Regions from separate parts of the Homo sapiens genome. Here region 1 is linked to region 2. The links are chromatin contacts, found by Hi-C or POLR2A ChIA-PET in ENCODE. All regions are on one chromosome and are shown on one strand. The core of a region is the stretch at or near the end of the contact, and the rest is flanking DNA. Distances in the headings are between cores, read along the strand shown. Region 1 has its middle 67 kb from the start of MIR4289. Region 2 holds the start of LINC02843 (long intergenic non-protein coding RNA 2843).

Region 1 (5,798 bases), core at 3,281-5,780, 160 kb after region 2:
CTTGCTTGCTGCTGTGCTATGAAGTAGGAGAGGAAGGGCAGGTTTTATGTATGTTGAAAAATAATTTTGTGTCATTTCAATTAACTAGAGCATGCTGCTGGAATAATAAGCTTGAAATGGGAATTTTTCCACTCCTGGCTTCTGCAAGGACAGACATGGGCCAGTTCTGTGGGGATGGTAAGCCCCTACAACCCCTCTACTCAACCCCTCGGTAAAAATTCAGAGTGCTAATGATGATGTCCTACAAAACTACAAATGAAAACCATATGACATCCCATGGTCCACCGTTTTTATGATCTATGAAAGGGAATCTCATTGCAAGAGGCATCTGAGGGCCACTTTCCGTGTTTGTGGGTAATGTGTCCACGTGGAGACAGGCTGTGGATACCTCCCCAGTGTGGGTCTCCCAACAAAGCAAGGGGAAGACAGTTTGCTCTTAAACATCTCCCCACACTCCTTTTATGGATTCACTCCCCTTAGCCTCTCCCATATGCTTCTGGACTGCCTCATGTCAAGAAACGGCTGGTTGTCTACCCAGCTCCCATTATGCCTTTATTCTTTAAGAGGAGTCTGATTTTATTCTTGGAGTTAGCGTTCCCAGGTATGAAATGAAACTTTCCATCCTCCATTACAGCCAGGGGTGGGCAGCAGACCCAGTTCTAGCCCATAAACCCAGTCAGAAGAGCTTCCAGCAGATGTCTCTGTTTCACCCCTTCCCCTTCCTCCTTGTTTTTTTCTTTCTTAACCTGACCTCCACTATCCTTAGACATGGCCTCCACCCTCAGGCTTTCTCTCCTTAGACATGGCCTCTGACCTCAGGCTCCCTTCCTCCTTAGAAGTTCCTTCTACCCTCAGGCTCCCTCCTCCTTATACGTGGCCTTTGCCCTCAGGCTTTCTCTCCTTAGATGTTGCCTCTGCCCTCAAGCTCCTTCCTCCTTAAATGTGGCTTCTGCCCTCGGGCTCCCTCCTCCTTAGATGTGGCCTCTACTTGGAAAGTTTAGGGACTGTGTTCATCCTTCCAGCCCCTGCCCAGTTCCTGGGTCTCTAACATGCTTGTTAAATGAAAAAATCAGTGGTTGTGGAATGCCCTTCAAATTTAGCTGGATGGATCTGTTGCAATGTTGTGTGGTATTTGCTTAGATACCCTAAAAATGCCTGAATCTTGCTCTGGCCCAGTGACTCCTTGTTTCTCTGAGGAGACGGTAGAACATGGAATCAACATTTCCAGCTGAATGGTGAGGTGAGCTGAAAAACTGCCCCGTCAACCCATAGAACCAGGAGAAACAACAGCATTGCTGTATACGGCCACTAAATTTTGGACAAGTTTGTTATGCAGACACAGACAACTGATACATGATCCTTTCTCCTTAATTCCTTATTCCCCCACTAATGAGGCAACTTGAGCATGTTTCTTACACCCTAATAGAGTGGATAAGAGATCAAAGACTTGAACAAGATCTATGCATTGCCTTGAAACAATACCTGCAGCAATGATTTCAGAGCAAAGATGCAGCCTTTGTGCCCCCCTGCAATGGATACAGTGACAGCGGCCTCAGGCCAAGCGCGAAGACGCTGGTGCTGCTTCCAGCCTGGCTCCCCTGGGCCAGTCTGCTTTGCCACACAAGCAGACTAAGTTGGCACGGTGTTTTCTTTTTCTTTATTTTATTTATTTATTTATTTATTTTGAGATGGAGTTTCACTCTTATTGCCCAGGCTGGAGTACAATGGCTCTATCTCAGATCACCACAACCTCCGCCCCCGCCTGCCCCCACCCCACGTTCAAGCGATTCTTCTGCCTCAGTCTCCCAAGTAGCTGGGATTACAGGCATGCGCCACCACGCCCGGCTAATTTTGTAGTTTTAGTAGAGATGGGGTTTCTCCGTGTAGGTCAGGTGGGTCTTGAACTCCCGACCTCATGTGATCCACCTGCCTTGGCCTCCCAAAGTGCTGGGATTACAGGCATGAGCCACCGCACCCGGCGGCAGCACAGTGTTTTCAAAATATGCTCTGAGAAACAGTAGGGTTTCCACTAAGGTGCCATGGGGCAAGGCCAAGGGCATCCCCAGAACCTGGACTGTGGGACCTTCCCCTTTTGAGGGACAGGGATTTCTGGCTCTTGCCTGGGTTTTATATGTTGGGCTTCTATATACAATTTTATTTAAAGAAGGTATTTTGGTGTTTTTAACATGTGAACATCACTGAAAAAGATTATTTCTAGGGGCCTTTGGGGATCTAACACTGAGTAAGCCTGAAAAGTCTGTGGATCTGTGATTGGCACTCACAGCATCTGAAGAGCCACAGGGACTTGCAATGCCAGCATCATAAACCATGATCCTGGGGATTCAATACGGAAAACACACCCTTTTTCATAGAAAATTACTCCAAGACAATTGCCCATCCAAATGAAGCAGAGGGTGTTCTGAATGGAGGAATGAAGACAGATAGTGAAAAACAGGTAAGGACAGTCCACCCTGAATCCTGTCCAGTGCGGGGCCCCAACCAGGTGCTGGCCTGTTCCCTCTCTGTTTCCTATTTTGAGTGTTTTTTTTTTCTCTTTCTGTTTCTGGTTTCCATTGTTGGGTTTTCTAAATTTGCATTGCTCATGGAAGTATCTCCAACTCCTCCTCTTTGTCTTTGGCGTATCATCAAACTGTTTGTTGCTAATAAGAAATAAAATCCGCATACCTGCACTTTAGCTGGTTTAGACTTGCGTGGCACAATCAGAAAATACTCTCTTTGTCTCTCTAAGAAAGTCTTCAGTGGAGGGAATATTTCTCTTCCCCGGGGACGGCAATGCAGCAGGCCTTATACTTCTCTTACTATTTTTAAAAAAAACTCTTGATGGAAGTATTCTGTCTACTCAAGCCATCAAAACACAGTCTTAGAATATAGTCTCAATTTGGTCATTTGTGTTGAATCCTGTGTTGACCTGAATTGAGCGTCCCCTGCAGGCACATGTGGGCGGGCAGGCCAGTTCAGGGCCAGTCAGTCTGTCTGAGCCTGGTCTCTCCTGTTGTCCAGGGCCTCTCCACTTATGGCTGAGAGCTCACTGCTCCACATGAAGGTTTGGAGGAGGGACCACAGGAGGAGGAGAGCCCTGAGGACCTGCCTTCTGGGCCCAGGAAGGGCCTCCTGCTGACCCTCTCATAGTGCATTCTGGCTTGCCAAGCTCCCCTCTCACTGGGTGGGCGGGGAGGGTCTGTGACCGCAGCCCCTTCACCTGCAGTCGGGTTCACTTCTGCGGGTCGCTTACTCAGGGAGCCAGAGGTGGAGGGAGCTGAGCTGGCCTTTGATGCTGCTACCTCCCACACCAGGCCCACATCCCATCAGGCCTCCTGCACCCTGAGCTGCAGCCGGCTCTGACAGGGCATCACTCCCAGCACAGTGGGTCTCCCATTCCCCATGATCTTAACAGCCACAGGAAGCAGTTCCTCACACGGAAGCGGGCAGGATGAGCTCTTGACTTGAGCTAAAAGGGAAAACACCTTCCACACCTACAGGGGGCTTCGATACACCCTCCAAATAATCCTTTTCACAGAGTCTCCCAGCCTCCCCCACATGAGGCCTAGATGCTCCAACAGGTCCTCAGAGAGCAAAACCAATTTTTAATGAATTCCGTTGTAAATGTTGCATAAGCTCCGGCACCTCGTTTGAAATGCAGCCAGTCCTGTGCCCTGTTTTCCAAGCAGCGCCTTCATGTTAACATCTTTTCATCTCTGGGAAGAAAATTGCTTTCCATCAAAAGATTTAGAAAGCATGGGATTTATAATTCTCTTTAATAAGCAAAACATGCGTGCAGAAACGCTAAGAAATGAGCGTGTGGGGTTTCCCCACTCAGACCCAGGTCAAGGTCAGAGCCTCCAGGGTCCCTATGTGCCTTAGTCATTTATGTAAACAGTCCTTTACTTTAGGGCACTTTCTGTTGATCTATTGGCCATATACTTTTTTTTTTTTTTTTTTTTGAGCTGGAGTTTCACTCTTGTTGCCCAGGATGGAGTGCAATGGCATGATCTTGGCTCAGTGCAACCTCCAACTCCTGGGTTCAAGCAATTCTCTTGCCTCAGCTTCCCGAGTAGCTGGGATTACAGGTGCCCGCCACAACACCTGGCTAATTTTTGTATTTTTAGTAGAGACAGGGTTTCACCACATTGGTCAGGCTGGTCTCCAATTCCTGACTTCAGGTGATCCACCCATCTTGGCCTTTCAAAGTGCTGGGATTACAGGCATGAGCCAGCGCGGCTGGCCATACACTTTTAAAGGAGGGGTCTGCTTTAAGATTTGGATGAAAAATAAATAAAATTAACTGCATGAAAAAGCAATTTGCAAATGGGTGGTCCAAGCCCCTCTTAAAGTTTGATACATCTTTCAAGCTGAGAGGAAGTCTACGTACCTCCACCATCTCCAGAGTTTGTTCCCTGCAAAAGTGATTTTAATCTAGAGCAATGAATTCTGCAAACTCACATCTCAGGCATGTTCCTAATAATAGACTGCCTCCCTGCCCCCACACTGGCAGCCGAATGTTGCCAGTCCCAAGGAATGCTCCATCATGATGCCATTTGCCTGTCAGGACTCTATCCCAGCAGCAGCTGCAGCTGATTATGGCTCGGCTGTGGGCTGTGTTTTTTTATGATCCACCTCCTCCCTTTCAAAATCAATCAGGGCACACTCATGGAAGTAAAATTAGAGGCCCTGGCCAGGGCTTCAGCTTGAGAAATGCACTTTCCCCTCCTTTTCAGGGCAGTGGTGTCCAAGGAGGCCAACAGAGGGGTGGACACCCCGCAAGAAGCCCTGTGACAGCCTCCACCCAGCGTGTCTCCATCTATAGGCAGTTGCTAAGAGACTTAAAATGCTTTTATTCCTGAAGTTTCTTCTTCTTTCCCCTCCTAACCACCCTGGTGTGGCCCTCAGCTCTCAGTAGATATTTCATGTTCTGCACTCCCCTTCCAACCATGTTTATTTCTGCTTTGGGATGCTTGTTGGAAATAGCATGCCATTCAAAGTCACAGACTGTCACCTTGTCCTTAGCTGCTGCCTTCATTTCAGTCCTTTTTTCTACCTATCGAGACTCATTGGCAACCACCATGTGGTCCCTCCCCAGTTATCCCACTGCTCTCTGGGGGCATCATCTGAGCTCGGTTGTCCCTCAGCAGCCTGGGCCAGAGCTGTCCTCTTTGGTTGATTCTTGAACAATCCATCACCTTCACATCCCAACGTGACATTTCCATAAGATCAAACTGCATTCTTTATCCATCCCTGAAGATACATATTCATTTTCAAAAGCTTTGGCTCTCAATTAAAACAGAGAGAGTCATTTGGTCGAGGGCTCTGTGGAAAAGACATTATTAGCTGGAGTATTCTTCTCTTCCCTGTGGTGAATGAGAGAGCATTTTCCAATTAAGGCACTCATTCACTTTCAAGAGGCATGTGCAGGGTGCTCAGATGCGGTATAAAGGAGAGCCAGGCAGATCAGTAGCAAACGAGAGGAAAAACTGGTGGAAAATTAAGAAGAAATGAGAGTATTCAGATGCCAGAAGAGAAAATGAAAGACTGATACAGTGACGTACTCCTGCCCCAGAAGCGGAGTGTCTGCTCAAAAGCGTGAATTTGTGCAAAAGGTTGTGCACCAAAGCAGAAGGGATTCTGTTTGCACAAATGCATGTTTCTATGGATGTGCACGAGATCTGTTGTTCTAACAAGAATTGCTGAGCATTTCCAGCAGGTCACTTAGGGGAGAAAGGACTCTGCAGCCTTCCTGGCCCATCTTCTTCCTAGGTATCCCGGGGGAAGGGCATTTCTGA
Region 2 (5,012 bases), core at 62-2,561:
GATAATATTTGATGGGATGCCAAACACTGTAAGCTCTCTGGTGAAAACATAAAGGTTTTCTTGAAGTGAGGTTTGAACTGAATTTTGAAGGGTATATATGGCTTAAACAGTGAAATGAGGGGAAAAACATTTAAAGAAGAGGGACAAACGTGAAAGTAGCTGAGGCATAAAAGGCTATGTGTTTTTAAGAAAATAAAAGATTGCTGGGGTGACTAGGAGCAAGCAGTGAAATGGAGAATTGCATTCTATGTCTCTTGGGGTAAAGGGATGGGCAGACCATGTCCCACTGACTCAGGGGCTTTGTTAGGCATTTTGTTCTGTATCCTGTGAACAATAGTAATTCTTTAAGGGCTTTACTTAAGCTCAGATTTGCAGAAAAATCACTCTGGCTTCAATGTGAAGAACAGCTTGAATGAGCTTCAGAATAGAAGGGGTGTCGAGTTAGGAAGCCACTGTAGATTTCTGAGTGAGAGATGAGCATAGTTGGGGCCAGGATGGGAGCAGAGATGGAAAGAAGTGGGCTGACCTGAGATACAAGATGTGGGGTGACTCTTGACCCCTCCCGACTGCACCCTATGAGATCAATCACCAAGTTCATGTGAACGCTTTTCTAAGGGGAATATTATTTTCACAGAGTGAATACATTTTTTATTGATATGTTCATAAATATACTTTCTTACAGTTCTGACTATTGCATGTAGTACCTCAGAAAGGAAACCTATTTATTAACTTGTACCCAGAAATGACTCCTAGTGAATCTCTTCTGATATTTGCCCAAGAATTCCCCTAAAACACTCAGTAATGAAAAACCTCATTCCAAAGGCCTAGTTCAATATTCCTCAAACTGTAGTGTGCATGAGAATCACCTGACAAGCTTGTTCAAACAAATATTTCTGGGCCACATTCCCCAGAGTTTCTGATTCAGTAAGTCTTATTCAGTGACTTTTCACCTCTATCAAGTTCCTGGGTGATTTTGATGCTGCTGGCCCAGGGACCACTGTATGGGAATCACTGGTTAATCAGAAGCACTATAGCCAAGAGTGCTTCTCTTGGAGAAGGAAACACAGAAACTCTGTTCCTTTCCAGTGCTGTGACTTGGTCAAGTGACTCACCCCTCTGTGCCTTTGTTTCCTCATCTGGGTCTTGGTGAGGCTTAGAGTGAGGACTGTTGGAAAGCATTAGGACAGATGTATAAGGAGCATATACACGCTTTTATACGTAAGAAAATAAGTTCCATGTGCCTTGCATATTCTACAGTTCTCAGTGTATGGTGAGACAGATCCTGCTTTCAGTTCATCCTTGGTGAATGCTAGTCAAAATTCTATGTGATGTCACAACAGAAATCTTCAGTTAACAGTCGTGGAAAGGACTCAAGCTCTACTCCATCTCCACCTCCTTGGGTTTGGGTAAATTCTCAGCAGGATTGTGCATTAGGTGAGTGTCTGCTTCTCCCCTGGGTCCCCATAACTTTGCTTGCTCCTAAACAGGGAGTCACATCTGGGAAGAGACAGTAGATAATGGAGCCAGAGAGCTGACTCACCACGTGGGATGGCTGTGGGCAAGTTTCCCAGGTTGCACAAGCCACCGGGTTTTCTGAAACAGATGGAAAGACCGCCTCTGCAGGCCGCTGGCTGACTTCAAGATAGTCGTGCTGTATCAAGTGGTGTGAGAAGGAAAGACCCATAAGAGACTTTGTCATCCAAGTTTCAGATTCCCCTGGATTCCTTAGCGATAAGACATGCATGGCTCATTACATATTCTATTTATGAAATTTCTACGGGCAAAGACTCGAATGCCCTTTAACTGGGTGCGCACATGGGCATCGCATAGTTTTCCAGAGTAACCCAAGATACTGGGGTGGAGAGAAAAATGGAACCAGAAGACAAGCCAGCTTCTACCAAAGCCACCCAGCAGTCAGCCAGCCCAGACTCTCAAATCTGGACCTGGGGGTCAGCCCTAGGTAGACAGGCAAGCCATCTTTCAAAGGCTCCCATGTCCTCTTAATAAAGTGAGAGCCAGACATTAGCAATCATTCTCACAATTTTTAAAAACCATATTATCAGCTGTTATTTTAAATATCCCTAACCTAGTATAGTTAATAACAGAAACAGAAAACATTTAAGATTTTTAAGATATAAGAATTGAAGATCTTGAGTCAAGCTTTAAAATGAAAGTAACTTTGAAATGAGGTCAAAGTTAGAACATTCAGCAAGGAATCTTAATTAGAAAAGTATGACTGGGCAATACTAGAACAATTCTGAGCAAATGATTTTGCCACCAGGAATGGTAAATTCAAAGAAGGCAAATTAGCAGTAAGTTGCAGAGATGGCCACTTGAATGAAACACAAACAGGGTTAATTTTTTTCACTCGGTCAATTGCATTTCTCATACAAAGCTGAAAAATGCTCTCTTGTAATTCTCATTTTATAATAGCAATTCTTTTGTTTTGCATTGCCTGGCCATTGCAATCTGGACAAAGCAACTTTTCCATCCTATTTTAGTTCTCAAAGTATATTGATTTTTAATTTCCTGGAGCCAGTTTTCTACACAACAATATTTTATTCACTATGAGAAGTAGTGCCAGTTTTAAACATTTATAGACTTGTTTCTCCAGGGAAAAACATAAGCTAGAAAGAAAAACTAAAATTTCATTTGATGAGATTCAAATGGCAATTGGGGGTTTGAATGTAGAAGTGTTGTTTTCTTATCCAGAACAGTCACTGGAACTGCATTAAGGGAATGCTATCTGGTCAATTTTTGTTTACTTTCTGGAGATACGATATTTTCTGAGGATTCAAAACAAGTGGGAAATTGCCAAAGTCTTGCAAGCCTGATTTAAGAGACAGAAAAGAAGAGACAACATATAAAGTTTTCTCTTCGTGCATATGAACACACATATATCTTTAAGTTAATACATTAATGGATCATATTATAACATTTCTTTTCAAAAATTTTCTTTTTGTTCTTTGCTCTTCTTCTTCTCTTTCCTTTCCCAAACTTTCTCTCTGCCTTCTGCACAGGTAACTCATGATAACAGTATGTGGCCTATAATTTTCAGCTCACTCGCGCTTACCTGCATGTATGTGCACAGATGTTAGAGAGTGCTTTTCTTCATTTTTGTTAGAAATGGGATAATAAAACAGACTTTTTTTTTCTGCATTTGGTTTCATTTACTCTGTAATTGCTCATGGAAATCTCCCAGAGTCATCAATGTGGCTCTAATTCATTCTTTTCAGTGGCTGTGTAATAGGTTGTGGTGTGTATGAGCCAGAATTTCTTTCATCATTCCTCTGTCATTAGGCGTTTATTTGAGTTCCAGCTTTTTGCCACTGGGAACAATACTGCAGTAAATGCTTATGTCCTTGTGTTTTCATTGCAGTGGGGTAGATGGAGGTGGCTCTAGACATTTTAGTTCTGAGTTTAACCTCTTTTTGCTCATCTTTACTTGCTGTAGGGGCTGCAAAGATAAATAAAACTTAATCTTTATCAAGCCCTCATAGCTGAGAATGGCCATGGAGCTCAGTTTAAGGCAGGGAAGTGGCTTTGGCTGAGCCTCTTCTGATACAGGCTGAGCATGCCTAGTGAGAAAATCCGAAATCCAAAATGCTCCAAAATTCAAAACGCTTTGAGTGCTGATGTGATGCTCAAAGAGATGCTCATTGGAGCATTTCAGATTTTTGTGTTAGGGATGCTGAACCAGTAAGTGTAATACATATATTTCAAAACTTGAAAACAATCAAAATTCAGAGCACTTCTGGTCCCAAACATTTTGGGCGAGGGATACACACTCAACCTGTACCTCCGTCTTCCTGCTTGGAATGCAGCTGTTGCTAAAAGTGGCAGAGGTGAGAGAGAGAGAGAGAGAGAGAGAGAAATAAAGAAGGAGCCTGGTATGTATGATTTAGCCATGTTTCAACAAGTATTTCTGAGCATCTAATCACAAAGATATGGAATCATTCTAAGTGTCCATCAATGGATGATTGGATAAAAAAAATGTGTATATATATATGTAGGAATACTACTTAGCTATAAGAAAGAAGAAAATCATGTTTTGCAGCAACAAGGATGGAACTGGAGGCTGTTATGTTAAGTGAAACAGATCAGAAACAGAAAGTCAAATACCACATATTCTCACATAAGTGGGAGCTAAATAAAGTGTACACGTGGACACAGAGTGTGGAATAATAGGCATTGGAACTGGGAAGGGTGGGAGGGTGAGGAGAGTGAGGAATAAGAAATTACTCAATGGGCATGATCTACACTATTCAGGGGATGGTTTCACTAAAAGCCTGGATTTTATCACTATGCAATATAGCCACATAACAAAGCTTCACTTGTACCCCTTAAATTTATAAAAATAAGAAAGTGAAGGATAGAGATACCAAAGAAAGAGACATGGTCCCTGGCTTCATGAAATGTGTAAGTGCTTTGCAGGTGCAAGACGAGGTGGCATGAAGCCATGATGCACAGGGAACTAGAGCGATCTGGGGCAGGTGGCAATCACAGAAGCCCTAAAGGAGGGTAGTGTTGGTTAGGAATGGGAGGGAAGGAGCCTTCCAGAGAGAAGGAGTGCTATAGTGCTAGGACCTTGGCTTGTTTCTTGGAACAGAGGAAAGGTCAGCATGGCCAAAGCCCAGCACTGGAGGGGGCAGTCTCACTCTGTTGCCCAGGTTGGAGTGCAGATCTCAGCTTACCAAACAAGGGTTTGGCCTTGTTGGTCTTTCAAGGAACTTGAACTTTCCCGTTAGTGAGGAAGACAGGTAGCGGTTTCTGGAGGCAAGCGTGAGAGAGCCCTTGTGAACATATTGGGTGAGGGATGACACTGGGTTAGATCAACAAGGTGGAACTGAATTTCGAAAAAAGTTGATAGTTTTGAGATGTAGCTTTCCTTAATTTTAAAGATTATTATAAAACAATGGCTGCAATGAAAACTACTTTTTTTTTTTTCTGACTTGCCTGATCATCTTTTTAGAATAAACTAGAAGTGGCCCTCTGGATCAGAATTGATGCCT

Evidence for each region. Hi-C counts contacts between places; a loop is a spot of excess contacts on that map. ChIA-PET counts read pairs that join two places held with the same protein, here RNA polymerase II (POLR2A).
Region 1: a map of HepG2 shows a loop between it and region 2 (37-fold over the local background). The contact joins the enhancer-like site here to the promoter of LINC02843 in region 2. A Hi-C loop is called at or near these places in 1 of 168 maps with a recorded cell type or tissue (HepG2). POLR2A ChIA-PET finds 5 or more read pairs at or near these places in 2 of 52 experiments (A673 and PC-9).

The regions. Positions count from the first base shown.
Region 1 is chr9:88,810,146-88,815,943 of GRCh38, forward strand. No RefSeq gene overlaps it. Among named protein-coding and RNA genes, the nearest start is that of MIR4289, 67 kb to the left of the region's middle. Within about 2 kb of position 4,531, at least 4 of the 41 ENCODE cell types and tissues checked have a DNase peak (open chromatin) inside an H3K27ac peak, as active enhancers do.
Region 2 is chr9:88,650,849-88,655,860 of GRCh38, forward strand. It overlaps LINC02843 (long intergenic non-protein coding RNA 2843), which reads right to left and starts at 1,312. Exons shown (of 4, transcript NR_144626.1): 1 at 1,113-1,312. LOC105376135 (a long non-coding RNA gene) reads left to right here and starts at 1,001. Exons shown (of 2, transcript XR_930098.2): 1 at 1,001-1,218; 2 at 1,341-2,025. RefSeq lists an enhancer at 981-2,180.